Linked DNA regions of Homo sapiens: region 1 is linked to region 2. Evidence: chromatin contacts called from ENCODE Hi-C or POLR2A ChIA-PET data. All regions are on one chromosome and are shown on one strand. Each heading gives the region's core, a stretch centred on a gene start or an enhancer-like site at or near the end of the contact. The rest is flanking DNA. Distances are from core to core; before and after follow the strand shown. Region 1 holds the start of CBR3 (carbonyl reductase 3). Region 2 holds the start of PIGP (phosphatidylinositol glycan anchor biosynthesis class P).

Evidence for each region. Hi-C counts contacts between places; a loop is a spot of excess contacts on that map. ChIA-PET counts read pairs that join two places held with the same protein, here RNA polymerase II (POLR2A). Pooled maps may share reads with other maps.
Region 1: a loop to region 2 is called in a pooled map, with 4 times the contacts of the local background. The contact joins the promoter of CBR3 here to the promoter of PIGP in region 2. A Hi-C loop is called at or near these places in 6 of 50 pooled maps. POLR2A ChIA-PET finds 5 or more read pairs at or near these places in 3 of 52 experiments (H1, SK-N-SH and activated CD8-positive, alpha-beta memory T cell).

What each region holds. Positions count from the first base shown.
Region 1 is chr21:36,131,431-36,136,328 of GRCh38, reverse strand. CBR3 (carbonyl reductase 3) reads right to left here and starts at 1,250. Exons shown (of 3, transcript NM_001236.4): 1 at 848-1,250. The coding sequence starts at 1,136. It overlaps CBR3-AS1 (CBR3 antisense RNA 1), which reads left to right. Exons shown (of 3, transcript NR_038893.1): 3 at 3,255-4,562. It also overlaps the pseudogene MEMO1P1 and the pseudogene RPS9P1. RefSeq lists enhancers at 276-445, 281-1,087, 1,088-1,895 and silencers at 596-765, 1,196-1,265.
Region 2 is chr21:37,071,160-37,075,505 of GRCh38, reverse strand. It overlaps PIGP (phosphatidylinositol glycan anchor biosynthesis class P), which reads left to right and starts at 2,435. Exons shown (of 5, transcript NM_153682.3): 1 at 2,435-2,506; 2 at 2,969-3,072. The coding sequence starts at 2,991. TTC3 (tetratricopeptide repeat domain 3) reads right to left here and starts at 2,252. Exons shown (of 46, transcript NM_001330683.2): 1 at 2,033-2,252. RefSeq lists silencers at 1,845-1,904, 2,125-2,444, 2,685-2,964 and an enhancer at 2,243-2,537.

The DNA.
Region 1 (4,898 bases), core at 1-2,500, 940 kb after region 2:
AGTAACTTTTTTTTTTTTTTCATACGGAGTCTCGCTCTGTCTCCCAGTCTGGAGTGCAGTGGCGCGATCTCGGCTCACTGCCTCCCAGGTTCAAGCGTTTCTCCTGCCTCGGCCTCCCAAAGTGCTGGCATTACAGGCGTGAGCCACTGCGCCCTCCTGTAATTTTCTTCAGTAGTAGTTAGAATAAGCAATCTCTTGATCCCCGCCCCTCTCCTTAAGGAAGATGCTTTTAAGACCACACGCACGTATTTTATAACAAACATAAGCTCCCCGGGCGGGGGTGGGGGAACGAGAAGGCTCGCTTCCTTTTTGCCAGAGCCTATCAAAGCTCTGCATTACACAAATTGTCAAGTCCACCAAGGGCAAGCGCGCGCTAATCCTGTTTTAGCGATTCATTTCCTTTCCCGAGCAAATGCCTCCGGGCATCTATGAATGCGCCCTTTCAAGGAAAGCGAAAGCCCAAAGCGAGCGGAGACCGTTTCTTTGCAGAGAAAATGTTTCTCGCGTTGGAAGGAAAGCTGATGAACTCTAGCAGGGCGTTGCCCCCTCCCAGGAGGCCAGTTTTCCTGCACACAACAGCGGCTGACAGTTCGGGGAGGGCCCCGGGCCGCGCACAGGCCCTCACAGGCCGGCGGGCGGGGCGCGCTGTTTGTCGCCCGGGCCCGCCTGGGGCTCAGCGAATCACGGAAAGCGAAAACCGCCTCGCGGGAGGCGTGGGCTGAGCGCATCCCTAGGGGTCGGCGCCACCCTCCTCGGTCACTCAAGTGGACGGGTGGGGAGCCTGCGGCTGGCCACCTCCGCACCCTCGGAGCGCTCCAGGGGGCCCCAACCCAAGCCCTGCACCTACTCTTGAAGGCGACGGCCGCGTTGTTGACCAGTACGTTGAGCCCCCCGTACTCCTTGCGCAGGAAGTCGCGCAGGGCGCGGATGCTCTGCAAGTCGTCGATGTCCAGTTGGTGGAAGCGCGGGCTCAGGCCCTCCGCCTGCAGCTGCTGCACGGCCGCCTGGCCCCGCGCCACGTCCCGCGCGGTGAGCACCACATCCCCAGAGAACTGTCGGCACAGTTCGCGCGCGATGGCCAAGCCGATGCCCCTGTTGGCCCCGGTCACCAGCGCCACGCGGCTGCAGGACGACATGGCTGAGCGGGGAGCGCGGGGCACCTGCGTGGAGGGCGGACCGGGCTTCGGACCACCTGGGGCGCGCCCCGAGGAGCCCAGCTAGTGTCAATGCCGCCGCGCAGACTAAGTTCTGGGATCCAGTGCTGCGAGTCTTAAAGAAAAAGGCCCCGGCTCCGGTCCCTCCCCTCCGAGGAGGGGCCGTCTGTGCCCTCTGTTCCAACTCCCGGGCCCGCCCCCTGCCCACGCTGCGCCCTTCAGGATCCGGGCTCTGAGCCGCGGGGTGATCTGCGAGGTGTCCGAAGCCAAATCGGACCTTGATGGGTCAGTCGGGGGCTCCAGATTCTTGGCAACTGGACTGAAGAAATTATTTTGGGAAAACCCCAAAGTGAGAAAAACAAGTGCTGAGTAATTTTCTTGGGTGTGCGCCCATCATGCACTGCAAAATGCGAATGTTTGCTTTTTCCTAAGATGCAGTGACTTACTTAGACACAGTAACTGCTTCTCTGGACATAGGTTGCCTTGCTTGCTTAAAAGGAACTCAAGAGAGGGAACTAGATGCCCTGTGAGCGCACTTAGCAGGTGTGGGCAGGCGACATCGCTCTGGGATTCCCAGTGAATGTGCCCCCAAGTGGGAGGGAATGTTTTTATTTAATCCTACCTAACTCCTACGGGTGCTAAAAGTGTCTGCATTTAGGTTTGTCCAGGGAGGATATAGATCTATAAAGATCTGGATTGATCATATGTTCTCACAGATCTGTGTACCGGCAAAGAAAGTTAAACCAAATTCCCAAAGGTGTGTCAAGCTGTGGGCACAAAATTAGAGTCTCATCCATCGTCTTCAGTGTAAACTGAGTTGTTTGATCAGTGACTTTGAGATTTGGGGAGAACCATGACATCATCACGACTCAGCCTTTTCCATGCAGAGCTGGCTAACCCGCCTGTGTCTCTGTTACTCTGACTCTACCTTCTCTCTCAAGTCCTTACTTGAGGTTCCGGAGGTGGGCCCCTGCTGTGATCTCCTACTGTGCCTCCCCCAGTATTTCCTTCTTTTTTCTCCTAAAGATCATTTGGTCCGGGCGCGGTGGCTCACACCTGTAATCCCAGCACTTTGGGAGGCTGAGGCGGGTGGATTACGCGGTCAGGAGTTCAAGACCAGCCTGACCAACATGGTGAAACCCCCATCTCTACTAAAAATACAAAAATTACCTGGGTGTGGTGGCACGTGCCTGTAATCCCAGCTACTTAGGAGGCTGAGGCAGGAGAACTGCTTGAACCCGGGAGGCGGAGGTTGCAGTAAACCGAGATTGCACCACTGCACTCCAACCTGTGCAACAGAGTGAGACTTTTCAAAAAAAAAAAAAAAGATCATTTGGAACCTTGTTTTAAGGATATGGGGCTATTTAGGCTTTCTATTTCTGTTTTTTTTTTTTTTTTTTTTTTTTTTAATAGGGTCTTCTCTGTCGCCCAGGCTGGAGTGCAGTGCTGCAGTCGTGGCTCACTGTAGCGTCAGTCTCCTGAGCTCAGGTGATCCTCCCCTTTAGCCTCCCTAGTAGCTGGGACTACAAGTGTGCCACAGTCATGCCTGGATAATTTTTTTTTTTTTTTTTTTTTTGAGACGGAGTTTTGCTCTGTCACCCAGGCTGGAGTGCAGTGGCACGATCTTGGCTCACTGCAACCTCCGAATCCTGGGTTCCAACGATTCTCCTGCCTCAGGCTCCTGAGTAGCTGGGATTACAGGCGCTGCCACTACACCCAGCTAATTTTTGTATTTTTAGTAGATACAGGGTTTCACCATGTTGGCCAGGCTGGTCTCGAACTCCTGACCTCGTGATCCACCCGCCTTGGCCTCCCAAAGTGCTGGGATTACAGGCGTGAGCCACCACACCCGGCCTGCCTGGATAATTTTTTATTTTATTTTATTTTTATTTGTTTTTAGAGATGGGAGTCTCACTGTGTTGCTCAGACTGGTTGAACTCCTGGGCTACATCGATTCTCCCTCCTTGGCCTCTCAAAGTGCTGGTATTACAGGCTTGTGTCACCGTGCCTGGCCTAGTTCTTCTTGAGTGACCTTAATTTCTGTTTTTCATAATTTTATTTTTTTAAATAAAGCATTGATCCTGTTTTATCATTTGGCAGGAAAACTAGACAATCCACCAGCCCAGGAGGGGACAAGCAGGCTTATTCCTCCTCCTCGTCATCTCTGGCTCCAGCCCCACCCTGGCCCTTGCTGGCATTCTTCCTCTTCACGTGGCTGGGGTTGGCCACCCCAATAGGGAAGCAGAGGGAGAAGTCAATGTGCTTCTGGGAATCCAGGCGGACAGTGAAGAACAGGATATTTACCACCTGCTCACGGACACGGATATGACACTGTTGAATCAGCACATGAGCGTGGCGGATGGACTTAGCCAAGCCAAGCTTGAAGACCTGGGTCTGTAGGAATCTCTAAGAAATCATTGATCTTCAGGCCCAGGATGTAATCCAGCTTCATCTTGCCCTCATCCAGCACCCCAGTGCGGACCAGCCACTGCAGCAGGGCAATGCCTTCGAACAGACGCCGTGGGTCCTTCTCATCAAGCGTCAGCAGCTCCCGGGCGGCCTTATGGATCTTGACCAGGGTAAATTTGACCCTCCAGACCTCACATTTGTTCTGGAGCCCATACTCACCAATCAGCTTTAGCTTTTGGTCGAGATGAGGTTTCTCGAAGGGTCTCTGCAGGGTCACATAAGTTTGGCAACAAACCCAGCTCTGGGCCGCTGGCATGTTGGCTCCACTTGCCCGTCTATGCCTAAGCACAGGCCCTGGTCACTGAGAAAGAGCTCAAATTTTTTATATATTTCATCTAAGGTGTTGATTCTATTGATACCCTTATCCTTTTAACATGCCCTTATCCTTTTAATGTTGGTAATGATGCTACCTGTCATTTCTGAGACTGGTTTGTGTCTTTCGTGTTTTTTTCTGATCTGTCTGGCTAGAGGTTTACCAATTGATTTGATTTTCCTCAAACTTCTGGTTACAATGATTCTCTCTCTCTCTCTTTTCCTGATTATATTAATTTCTGTTCTGATCTTTGTTTCCTTTCTTCTGCTTACTGGATTTTATTTGCTCTTTTTCTGGTTTCTTACTGTAAAGGCAGAAGTCATTGATTTGCATTGATTTGAGACTTCTTTTCTAATGTAGGCAGTAAGTGGTGTAAATTCCCTTTTAGTATGACTTTAGTGGCATCTCACATTGATATGTTTTCAATTTCATTCAGTTTATTTTTATTTATTTTTTAAATTATTTATTTATTTATTTATTTTGAGTTGTGTAGCCCTTTATTAGCAACTAAAATAGAAGGTATCTGTTGTACAACATGGGTAGTAATTGACTATAACTGGAGATTTATTATATTCTAATACAGATCATTTATAAATGCAATTTCTTTATTAAAAAGCTTCCACCTTTTTGTTTGTTTGTGTACAATTTGCAAAACTATTCTGAAAGCGGAATATATGTGCACAAGTCTGCAAAGAGTGCAAATTTAGGATATGGTAAATGCTTTACAAGTTACTTTCAAAAAACTGTCTGCCATAACTGAGCCTTTACATTGTCATCTTTTTTGATCAAAATATTTTGATGCCAGCCTTCCTTCCACTGCCCTAAACTATAAAGCATTTTTTAATGAGTTGAAATTAAGGAAGGACTACACCTACTAGAAAAAAAGAGAAGAAAGTTCTATTAGTTTGAGGTTTCAGAATCCCCCCAAACCAGGACCAGTATCGTGGTAAAGGCTAGGCTGG
Region 2 (4,346 bases), core at 1,186-3,685:
TACAACCACTTCGAGAGCTTCTGTGATACTTGGTTAAATTGAAGACGCACATAGCCTACAATCCGGCAAATCTACTACTTAGGTGTACTTCCTACAGAAACTTCCAAATGTGTGCACAAGCAGACAAGTACAAAGATATTTATTGCAGGACTGTTTTTAAGAGTCAAAAACTGAAACAAGTTCAAAGTCTATCAACAGGGGAATGTATAAATAAATATGGTATATTCATACAACGCAATTCTATACCAGCAATTAAAATGAATGAACCAAAGATAACACAATCATTCAATTTGTTCATATATAAACCTCAAAATATGATGCTGAGCAAAAAAAAAAAAAGCAAGTTGCAAAAAGGCATGTATATTTTAATGCCATTAAAGTTTAAAAACAAACAATAATATATATTGTGTATGGATTCACCTTGATCAAAGTATAAAATATGCAAAGTAAAGATATACACAAACCTCAACGCAGTGGCTATCTCTAGAAAAGGAGGGGAAGGAACTGAGAGCAATTTTATTTCTTTAAAAAAAAAGAGTATCTGAAGTAAATTTGGCAAAAGATTAAATAATCACGTCTGTAAAATCTGAATCATGGATTGGTTAGCTCCCCCTCTGTATTTGATATCTGAAATATTCCAAAAATTAAAAGAAAAAAAGGAAAATTAGACAATAAGAAAATTGGGCAGAACAAAGACACCAAAACGCAGCCCTTGAGCGCAGAGCACGAAACCTTGAGCAATCGGAGCAGTAGCTGGGTCTCTAAGGGGTTTGAAGTTTCTTACCCTAGGTATCCTTATACTATATCCCATTTTCCTTAGGATAAATCGCAAATTTCTTGCAACAAAAAATGTCCTAACTAGAGTCGTAGTTATAAGGAAAAGGCTCTCTCCGGAGGAGTAAAATCTGTAAAATTTCTACCTTGTTTCCCTCGCCAGGATCTTGGGCAAAATGGAAAGAGATTTAGGTGAATGCCATAAAATACTCTATAAACCATTAAATATCATCAAGAACGCCTAAGGACCGCATCGCCCAGTAGGAGAGTGCATATATTTTGAAAGGTCTCTGCAACTGAGGGGGTTTTGGCGTCCAGGGCGCCACTGGAAAAGGCACGGCGCACTGGTACCAGCCCAAATTCACCTACGTCTCGGCTTCATTTTTTATCTTTGATCCCCCTATTCTGTCTCCTGAACAGGCTGGCTGAAGAGGCCACACTGGCAGCGTCAACACTGCGGAGCAGCTGGCCAGACTCGATCCTGTCCACCCCCCTTCCCATTAGCGTCTGTGGGAGAGAATGCTCAGAAAGAGGCGCGGGGGCGAGGGGAGCGGCGAGGTTACCCCCCTCCTGGGTCCGTTCCGTGGGGACAGGCCCTGGACTGGACTGCCAGTTCACACGAAAACAGGTGGCAACAGAGTCGTGACACGCACACACAGCAAGGGGTGTGCACGAACGTTCACGCTCACCAACGAAACCTGCACACAAGAGATACCCACTCGACAGAATTAAATCCGCACACAAGAGATCACGCACTCAACAGGACCCATGCGCAGACACTCTGCGTCACTCGGAGACACGCAAGGACGCACACTTGCGCGAGCAAGGCTCTAGGCGGGGGTCGCAATTGCAGAAGGCGCGGCCACGCGCGCTAGGGGACGCGCAGCCCACAGACAGGGGCAGTAACACAAAGGGGGGCCACCTGCAAGGCCGAGAGCGCCCACGCAGCCGCCAGGGAGCGCGGACACCGACACAAAAGGGGCGACGAGGCGACACGCGAGCGCCTCCACCCAGCGGAGGTGTCAGCCACGCACCGGCCGAGGCACGGGCAGCGGGGGGTTGCGCACAAAGGGACTACTCACACCCTCGCACCGGCATCCCAGGGCCTCGCTCGCGAAGGGGCACCAGACCAAGGGGGCAAACCCACTGGGGTAGGCAATGGCGGCCACACCCCCTCATCGCGCGGGACCCAACCCATGCAGACACAGTAGGCACCTCAGCGAGGGACGCGAGGAGACGCGCACACACCCACACTCACCACACACCCACGGAGGGGGTGTGGAAGGCCCCGCTCCCCCGGCATCTCGGCTGCAGCGGGACAAGGTGACACATCCGGGAGCCCGGCAGCGCGCCGGGTGTGCACTCACCCGGGCCCGCCGCCCGCGAGCCTCGGACGCGGGCAGCAGCAGCAGCAGCCGCCGCCGCCGCCGCCGCCACCTCCGGCCCTCCACGTCAGCCGACGGCGGGAGGGAGCGGGTGGCGGCGTTGAAGCGAGGTGCGTCACGTGGGCTGGCAGCGCGCGTGCGCAGTCGCACCCCACCGCCCCCTCCTTCGCCGTCGCGAGCCGCGGGATCACGCCCGCCCCCGCGCTCGCTGGCTCCCACCCGGGGAGGGTCGTTGTGCGCCTGCGCCAGGGTGGGGGTTGCCGTCGCGCCTAGGCCTTTCCCTCAGGTTTTCCTCTTCCCCACTGCGGCTCCCCAGTCGGCGCTTGCGCGGAGAACTCAGCGCTGAGGTGGCCGAGGTGTCGGGAGGGGCCTGGGTGGGCGTATGAAGGACCCGAGGTCGAGGGCCCCCCCATACCCCGCCTCGAATGAGAAATAGAAGTCTCCACGAATGGGCAGGGCCCGGGGCCTGGGCGCCGCGACCTAGTAGGCCCGCATGCTGGTGGGCGCCGCGCGAGCCTTGTTCCCTGCCCTCCCCTCCCACAGGGAGGCCACGCTTGCAGAGCTGGAGCGCGCGTCTATCGCCCCAGAACCCCCCTCCCTGCCCTATCCTCCGCCACCCCTTCTGTTGCGGGGCGCGCGCCAGCCTGGGTGTCTGTATGCGCTCGAGGCGGGGGCGCGGGTTGCGGACGGAGGCGCGGGAGGCGGTTCTGCGCGGCGGGGGCCGTACCCGCGGCGGAGCGAGGAGGCGAGAATGGATCAATGGTGCCACGGAGCACATCGCTGACGCTGATTGTGTTCCTTTTCCACAGATTGTCTAAAGCCCCAGGAAAAATGGTGGAAAATTCACCGTCGCCATTGCCAGAAAGAGCGATTTATGGCTTTGTTCTTTTCTTAAGCTCCCAATTTGGCTTCAGTAAGTACTTTCCTGATGGATGGCCAGGGGCTTTTTCTGGCGTTCAGTGACAAGGGAAGAATACATTGGTTAGACTGTGCACACATGAACTGTTGATTCTTTCTCCCTATGTCTCTTTTTAAGAAAATCTGAAGGGATCTCGTGTTTGCTGAGTGTTCCGTGTGCCAGCACTAGCCTAGGAGGTTTTAGTCTCTACAAATATTTATACAGCACCAGACGCGATGGCAAAGTGGATAAAGCCTGGTCCCTGCCCTTAAGGAGGTCGTGGTCTTGTGGAGGAGACAGATGGGTAAATCTACAGTTAATGCTCAGTGTGATGAGTGTCAGGGAGCACGGTGGAGAGACATTGAAACCAGACTGGAAAGTCAAGGCTTTCTACAGAGGCCTTTCCCCCTGGCACTGATGCTGATTAGGAAAGAGTAAGAGGGAGGGAAGAAGTGGAAAGGCCTTGAATGAGGGCGTGAGAGGGTTTGGACCCGAGGAGCTTGTGATGTCACCAGTGTGCCCTGCGGGATCTGGGGAACAGGAGAAGTAGGCCAGAGAAGTCGGGTTGAAAGGTGTGTCGTTTGCGTCCTGGATCTCCCTTAATTTAACCCCATAACATTCCATTTTACAGATAAGGAGACTGATGCTCACTAAGACACTAATATGCCCACTCACACAGCAAGTCCCAAGTCTCTCCCCAAAATGATTTGAGAATTTTGAGGCACACAAAAGGGAGAAAATTGAGTGCCCGTGATCCAACGTTCTGCAACTGTTTGGAAACCAGGAAAGTGGAGGAGTGGTAGTACTTCTGAACCCTAACTAAAATATATCAGCCTGCACCATCAGCACAGCTTGCAGATGAATGTAATGGCCAGGCTATTAAAACTGAAGTGAAGTGAAGAAGTTACAACTGAGTTCGAATTCTGACTCCTCCACAGATTAGCCATGTGAGCTGGGACCCTCAGCAAATTTTTTGAGCCTCAGGTTCCTTATCTGTAAAAGGGTAGTGATAATGATGGTTATTAAATGCTTATGACGCATGAAACAGTTCTATGGGGTAGGTTCTGTTATTACTGTCCTTTAAAGATGAGCATCCTGTGGTTTCAGTAACTTGCTCAAGATTGCAAAGCTACTAAATAAAAGCCTTCTAAATTTGAACCCAAATACACTGGCTGACTTCACTCTGCTGCCTCTTCTGACTGTTGTGAGGATTAACGGGGGTAATTTATGTAAAGCACGTAAAATAATGCCTAGGAACAGTTAGGGACTTAATAAGTGTTAGCTACTGA